2 separate regions of the Mus musculus genome follow, and region 2 is linked to region 1. The links are chromatin contacts, found by Hi-C or POLR2A ChIA-PET in ENCODE. All regions are on one chromosome and are shown on one strand. Each heading gives the region's core, a stretch centred on a gene start or an enhancer-like site at or near the end of the contact. The rest is flanking DNA. Distances are from core to core; before and after follow the strand shown.

Region 1 (3,861 bases), core at 492-2,991:
TTCACTCACCACGAATGGCGTTATGGAAGTTGTCAATGACCACAGGTGAGTAGCCTGCCTCCAGCAGCTCCAATACCGTGTGGCTGCCGATGTAGCCAGCCCCACCTGTGACCAGCACCTTTTCCATGGCGCCTGCTTAGAAGACAGAGTTTCAGAGGTGGCCGAGGCTTCCTGCTCAGGGCCTCACTCCAACTGGATGCTCGACCCCTACCTTCATCTTGGAGGATGTAGGGGTGAGCCCTAGTTTAAGGAGAGGTTCCAGAATCAGCCCTGGGTCTAACTAGCTAACTACCAGTTTCTGGCTGTAGGGGCTGACGTTTTGAACTCTCTCTAGGGCACAGTTTTCACCTCTAGAACTAATTATTGTACACACCCCATGTATTAGGAGGGCCCAATGAAGCAGTTTAAAGGTCTGCCACCTGCATATGTAGGACATCAGACACACCATGCTGTCTAGTTCCTGTTGACAGAGGGTGGGAAGATGGGCCTTTTGAAGACCCACCCTTCCTGCCTCCATGTCTGGAGTATGGACAGTCTCGGGCAGAAGAACATCGCTTAAGAATGGGAGGCTAGGATACAGAAAAAGGGACCTGTCCCTGTAAACTGACACCTTTTCCCCGGAGCAAAAGGTTCCTGGGTTTGATGACTAACATCTAGTGCTCCAACAACCCTTCCCCTGGAAGGTCAGTTGGGAGGAAGCAGTAAGAACGCCAAATGGCCTCAAGGGTGGGGTCCTTAGCCAGGAAGGCTGTGCCCAGCTCAGAGGCTGCAGTGCCAACAGCCCTGGAGTGGGTAGGGCTTCACCCCACCCTGGGGCAGCCAATAGCTCAGCTTTGGCCCAGCTGACTTGGAGCCACAGATCCCGCCCAAGGAGGGCAGCACCAAGTGAGCCGGTGTCGACGTGGATTTGGCTCGCTCTCCGCTGCCAGGTGTGCATCCCCACCCTGAGCAAACTGCTGGGCGGACAGAGAGGCAGTCCACACAGTGAGGCCTTTCATTTTCACGACCTGGCTCGCTGCCGTCTTTCTCCGAGCTGCCTCAAGTTTCTGCTGGGGTTATTCTGCTGCAGCCCACTGGACGGGGCGTCCAGTGCGACCCAGAATCACTACCCCGCACTTGTGCGTTATTTTCCCAACATCTGGATGTGGCAGGTGTTTCTACCAGCCCTGGGTACTAGGGTCTGAGCCCAGAGGCAGTCGGCCTGGGGTCACACAGCAATAAGAACTGACTAAGGGGGATCCCCGAGACTATGCCCCGCGACTCCCTGCAGCTCCCGCATTGCGCGAAGACGCGGGGAGGCGGTCGCTGAGGGGACTCTGGTGGCAGAAAGGCTGCTCTGAGGTCGCTCCGCTCCGGACTAGGGGATGACCTTGGTCAGCGGTCCCCTCCTCAGTTTTCCCTGTCTGTACAAGGCAGGAGAGCGGATGCTGGGTCTCAGCAGCCTGGGCGAGGCGGAGCTTAGCTCTGGACTTCGGGTCTGGGCTGGGAGCAGGAGCGGGGAGCCGAGCCCCGAATGAATGGGCTCGGGTGGCCCCCGCTACGGTTGCGGAAAACGCGAGCAGAAGGGGTGAGCCTGGCCCTGTTCCGAACACGAACCGACCCTCTTGGAACCTCCTCGCTCCCCACCAAGCATTGGCCCTTCCGAGCTCACTAAGCCCTTCATTCTACCGGCCGAACCTGCGGAAGCTCCAGCGCTGACTCCAGGCACCGCCTCCCGCGACCAGCGCCGCGGCCCCTTTAAGACCTGACAGCCCAGCCCGACCCCGCCCCTCCACGCCCTCCAGGAAACGTGTGTACTGGGTTACTGCCTGGACGGCAACCCTGGAGGGACAAATGGTCTGCACAGGCTTTAAACGCCTGCGCAGTGCGCTTCCATCGAGGGCGGAAATGAGGGGTGCGGACGCCATCCGGTTACCGGCGGGCTGTTGAGGAGAAACAAGGTCGGGACTGGGCCCTTTCTAGTCCCTCCACTCAGAGCCACTGTTTGTGTCAAACCCTTGGTCGGGCAGCTCCAGTTGGAGGACATGGCTGGCCCGGGCTGCGTCCAAGTTCACGTGGGAAGAAACCCGCGATGGCGAAGGAACCTTGACATTCACAGTAGCAATTGCTGTGCCCATCGCTGAGCCGCTGCCTCCCTCCCCCAAAGCTGTGTTTGCGCACCTGCCCCCGTATAGGGACTCAAGACACTTTTGTCTCGGTTTAAGATACAAAGCGGGACCGGGCGGTGGTGGCACACGCCTTTAATCCCAGCATTCGGGAGGCTGCTCCTGCAGAGGCCCCGAGTCCTGTTTCTGGCACCCACATACCTACCGCCTCTCATTACATAGGATGCCATGCCCGCTTCTGACCTCCGTTGCACATACCATACATAGCTGGCATTCTCTCACAAATACATAAATGAAGCTAAATCTTTCCTGGTAGTACAGGTCTTCAGGCCCAGCAGAATTTCAGTGAGTTTATGAAAAGGGAAGCTGAAGATAGCTAGCGCGTGAATAAATAATAATAATAATAATAATAATAATACTGTCAAGTTGACCATTGTGGAAGTTTGTTATCTCACTGGAAGCAGATACAGATGGATCCCTGGGGTTCACTGGCCAGCCAGCCTAGTCTCCTTAGCTAGTTCCAGACCAGTAAGAGATCTATCTTCCTGATCTATCTTCCTGCTCTGGAAACAGGCACGTTCTCAGAAGCGAGTCCTAGGGTGTTCCCCACAGCAATGATTTCCAGTCAGTGGTCTGGGGGCTTGGGTGTGGCGATGGAAGAGATCCAAAGATGAACCAGCCACAAAACCTTCCCTCTTCCCTCAGAGCAATTTTACTCCTCCACCCATAAACACACGTTTGAATGTTATATTAGAAAATTAAACCTTTAATTACATAAGCTGTTTTCAAAAAAATCACACACAGAGTGGAGATTTCGTTGGCAGATGACCACAGATGCAGATCAACCCCCACCATTCCAGCAAATGCTCTGCTGGCATAAGGGGAAACTGCTCTCTGTCCTCAGAGGTAGAACAAAGGCCCTGCGGCGGTGGACATCAGCTCTGTTGGCAGGCAGACTCACCCAGGGCCATCCCAAGCAAGTGCTTAGGCACAGCTCTGGGGAGCTGGCCCAGGCCAGGCAGCTCTAGCCCTTATCATCAGGGACAGGGACCTCTGTGATGCCGGCTCATTTGCTCTCATTCCATCTCTTCATCCAGGAATCATTGTATACACCCAATTCCCTCCGTTCTGGTTCAGGCGAACGAGGGTCTCAGAGCTTGCAGGTGGCCTGTGCCACTTTGGAACTAGTTTTTCTGTTAAGGGCTTGACAGATGAAGTCCCCAGCTTCTAGAAGTTTCTGGAGGTTCACACCCTTGAAGAAGTAAGGAATAAAGTAAGGCAAACAGACCATAGACAGCTGTTGACATGGGAAGGGGAAGATGACAGCAAACAGGCCCCTCCTGCAACAGTTGTGACCACTGTCTGGGGCTGTCTCCAGCAGGCGGTTTGTGGAAGGGACCTTATTAGTGGTGTCCCATCTCCATGTTCAGGGTCCAGCCTGCCCCACAGGAACTGTGATGTCCATTCGTTGGCCTTTGTGTCTCTTTCCCTGTGCTGAGACTGTCCCCAGACCATTGCTAATGCTAGAGAAGGTCTCACCTACTAGACCACTCCCTCACCCAACTCGACTGTAACAGTAAGTCCAATCTGCTAGCCGGCCATTACTGAGTGCCAAGCACGCTACAGTTTCTTCTGATGCTACAGATTGGTCCAGGGTGTCTCCACTGACCTATGCTTCTGGCCATGCGTTTTCTTAATCCTGTGACAGTGGAGAGCACACGCACCGTTGTTACTCGGGTTTACAGAGATGAAATAC
Region 2 (3,861 bases), core at 367-2,866, 43 kb after region 1:
CTCAAATATCTAGGACTGAAAAAAAAAATGTGTTGAGATAATCAGTCCATTCAATATATCACTTACTTTTATAGGAAAAGATAGCATGTTACATGAGATTTTACCACTAGCTGGTGTAGGGGCCCCTGAACTTCATCAGTCCTTCCTGCAATACATCTCTTTCCCCTTTCAAAAAGTCCTTCTGAAATATAAAATCCCTTCCCACTCAACAAGCAAATAACCACGCCCTCTGGGTATGGCTTGCAGAGCCTGGGCACACCTGTCCCATGAGCTTTCTGGAGCTTTCACTTCCAGATCATAGACCTGCAGTCTAGGACACCAGGCTCCTTCCTCTCCTTCCTCTCTCTGGGCTAGTTACCTCGTCCATTAAACAGGAAGTCTGGAAAAAGGCTGGAGTTCAACTTTGTAAATTACGGCTCTCAAGATGGCAAGATGACAGATTTCTGTTCCCTCAGGCCTTTTACTTGGCGAAAATACTAAGTGCCAGCTATACACAGCCTTTCCCTTCGGGGGAGAAAACCTAACGTCCCGAGGGAATAAAAAGTCGGAGTTTGGCAGAAAATCAATGAAGAGAGCGGAGGACTACACTAAGCCAGGAGCGGGAGGCTGCCCTCACAGTGGCCAAATCCCGCGTCCAAAGTCAGCCAATATTTTCTCTGGCTTAGAGGGCTCTCAAAACGCACTTCCTCTGCAGGGCTTTGCCCAAACAACCCCCTTCCTCCTCTGAGTTCTACTATAAGCAAGTGAGAAGTGAGGGAGACCCCAACAAAGAGCAACCCCAAACTTCCATCCTTCCTTCTTCCTTTAGAGGCACAGGGCTACAAGGAAGTCAGGCGGCGCTTTTTTATAAGCTTCCACGGACGGACGCTACCCGTAGCCTAAGGGGACTGGTCAGATCTACAACTCAGGGCCACCGACGGGAATCTGGGCTGTGTTCTGGACCTTTCAAACGAGACACCGATGTAGCCTGATTCTAGTCTCTCTCCGCACAGGTGTACCACCCAGTGCTTTCCCGCCTTAATTTTATTTTATTTTATTTTATTTATTTATTTTTTTAACTGATCCTCAGCTGGATTCTCGTCTTTAGCGTCCTTCCTCCGAGATGCAGAACGTAGGGTCCTGGACCTTCCGAGGTCAGGCAGCGCCGGCTATGGCCTGCCTGCTCCCGCCTCGCGCCCGTCCCGCACTCACTTGGCCCCGGCAGCCTGAAAGAGTTCGGCCCACTGATCCGGGTGGAAGAAGCGCGCTGTGAACTGCGGTGCGAAGTCGGCGTAGCTGAAGCCGGGCGGGTAGTTTTCTGTCATGAAGCGCTGGTAGGCCGGCATCCGATCGCCCTGCCAGTGCCACCAGAACCATTCACTGCCCCAGGCGGGCACCGAGAACACCCCCCAGTGCACGAACACCCCGAACTTGGCCTCATCGAACCAGCTCGGCAGTGGCCGCGAGTCCAAGCTCTGCCAGTCCGGAGTGAAGCGGCGCGGAGCCAGGGCCACTGCCTGGGCCGCAGCCACTAGCAGCAGCAGCAGCAGCAGCAGCATCCCAGAGTCCACAGCCCACCACTCAAGTTCAGCTCCTACATCCTTGCTTCCGGGCCCGCACCGCCCCCCTCTTAACACGCAAGCGCCGGCGAGTAGCCCCGCCTCTCAGAGTAACGATTGGCTTGGAAGGAGAGGGGGTGGGGTCAGGCTTGCGGCTCTGGAGCGCCCTCTGGCATTGGAAGGGAGAAAGACTTAAGGCGGCGTTGCTGGTTCTGCTCTATTGAATTTAAATTCCGTAGACTCGCCTAAGGATTTAATTGCCGGATTCCCCGCAAGTGAGAAAGACCCAAGGTGTGGGGAAAACTGGGAGAAGTCCACGTTGTTGCACCAATCTTCAGGGGAAGGCTGAAGCCAGGTCGTTTTATTTAGTGACTATTTAGGAGCCGCGGGTTCTCTGTGCTATACCTCCAGCCAGCAGGTGGAGTTTAGCAGATTGGAGAGTTGCCGAAGAGATTGAGAAATAACAAGGTTAGAAGGAGCTTTATGCGGAGGGAGAGAAATGGCTGCTGAAAGATTAAGGGCAGACGTGGTTATTTTAGTCTATCTTTTGTCCGTTGAACTTAACAAGAACTCCGAGGAACTTAAACATTTTTTTAAAAAAAGATTTATTTACTTATTTTATGTATATGAGTACACCATCGCTCTCTTCAAACATACCAGAAGAGGGCATCAGATTCCATTACAGATGGTTGTGAGCCACCATGTGGTTGCTGGGAATTGAACTCAGGACCTCTGGAAAAGCAGTCTGTGCTCTTAACCACTAAGCCATCTCTCCAGCCCTAGACATTTTAATTTAATTTAGAATTGTAACTTAAATTTATTTTGAGGTAAGGGGGTCTCAACTAGCTCAGGCTGGCTTCGAACTTACAGCTACAGTAACTTTGCATTCCTGATCTTCCTGCTTGTACCTCAGGAGTGCTGGGATTACAGGTAGGGGATGGCACTGCCATTCCTGGTTTTAGGTAGTACTGACCTTTGAACCCAGAGATTTGCTCTTGCAGATGCAGCACTCTACTGACTGAGCTACACCTCAAAAACTTTGAGGGTCTCTCAGAGAGCTTAGTTAGCATCTAACTGAAGAAAACCTGACTCAGGAGTACAACACTTGCTTGGTACACCGGAAGGCCGGAGCTTCAGTCTGGCACCGCTAAACAAGCATGCCTGACCCACACACAGGGGACCACTGAGGCATGAGGGACCAGAAAAATTGAGAGCCAAGAGAACCCTCTTGCCCTGGGAAAATCTCTAAAACTCATATGGCCAGTCACCCAATTCCTCTACAGTCAGCACACGCCCAATGGTATATGGTGTGTGCCCATAACTTCAGGAAGTATGGGAGCCAGAAGTCACATGGTCCATATGGCACAAAGGTCTCCATGGTTGCAGAGATAACCACAGCATGTTAGAGCAATGAGAGGTTTTAATGGCCCTGGAGAGCATTGTTTTCCCCACCATTCCCAATTTACCGAGAAGGAAACCAAAGCAAGGTAAAGGGCGGGGGTTGATCAAGACCACATAAGTGTGGACCAAAGCTGGTGCAGGAATTCACAGCTGTGGAAACTGTATTCCCTCCTCCTCTGTCAGGCACCTTGGAGAGATCGGCTTATGTTGACAGAACCAAGCACTTCCTCCTTTGAGGAGTAATAAGGAAACACCGTGTCTTTTCTGTCTCTTCCTCCCCCAAGTTGATGTTGAAATACAGTCTAAATCACTAAGCGTGGGCGAATCGACTTCTTCCCCTGATCCTCCCAAACAGCGATTAGAATTTGCAGCAGCTTTTGATGCACAGAACTTGTCTTGGGAAGAATAAAATGAGACGCCGTTGACCTTCACAGAGAAAACAAACTGTCACCTTGCAGAAGCTTAGGAGAGGCTGTAGAGCCGAGTGGACCTCCTTGCTTTATTAGGGAGGCTGATTTTTCTTTGCACTGGACACCACCCTGTTAGTTCCTTTGGGCAATGGGGAAGTCCTGTCTGCGGGCCGGATCTTCTAAAAGCAAAAGTATTAAATGTTTAAGAGTTTTCCTTTCACTGTGTCTGTGGTCCCCAGTGCCACCTACCCCTCCTACCACCAGCAGCGCCTTGAACCTCCATCTGTTGGGACTGCAACCTTTACTGAAGGGCAAAGGCAGGCACCCAGAGACACAGCGTGGGGCTGTGGACCTAGGATGCCTGGTTTGCAGCAGGAAGTCTTCCCTCCCAACTCCTTCTGCTTATCCTTCAGGACCAGAGTGTGGAAGAGGCCAGTGGGGCTGAGTCAAGCATCACTGGGAACAGCCTAGGACCCAAAGAATCTGTGTGAATATCTTGCTTTGTACTGAAG

Evidence for each region. A loop is a pair of places that touch in the nucleus more often than their neighbours do. ChIA-PET counts read pairs that join two places held with the same protein, here RNA polymerase II (POLR2A).
Region 2: a loop to region 1 is called in a map of heart, with 4 times the contacts of the local background. The contact joins the promoter of Fuca1 here to the promoter of Gale in region 1. A Hi-C loop is called at or near these places in 1 of 37 maps with a recorded cell type or tissue (heart). POLR2A ChIA-PET finds 5 or more read pairs at or near these places in 1 of 5 experiments (Patski).

The regions. Positions count from the first base shown.
Region 1 is chr4:135,961,605-135,965,465 of GRCm38, reverse strand. Gale (galactose-4-epimerase, UDP) reads right to left here and starts at 1,741. Exons shown (of 11, transcript NM_001356493.1): 1 at 1,678-1,741; 2 at 10-132. The coding sequence starts at 127. It overlaps Hmgcl (3-hydroxy-3-methylglutaryl-Coenzyme A lyase), which reads right to left. Exons shown (of 9, transcript NM_008254.3): 9 at 2,798-3,357. The coding sequence ends at 3,256.
Region 2 is chr4:135,918,481-135,922,341 of GRCm38, reverse strand. Fuca1 (fucosidase, alpha-L- 1, tissue) reads right to left here and starts at 1,616. Exons shown (of 8, transcript NM_024243.4): 1 at 1,192-1,616. The coding sequence starts at 1,538. Cnr2 (cannabinoid receptor 2 (macrophage)) reads right to left here. Exons shown (of 2, transcript NM_009924.4): 2 at 2,123-3,861.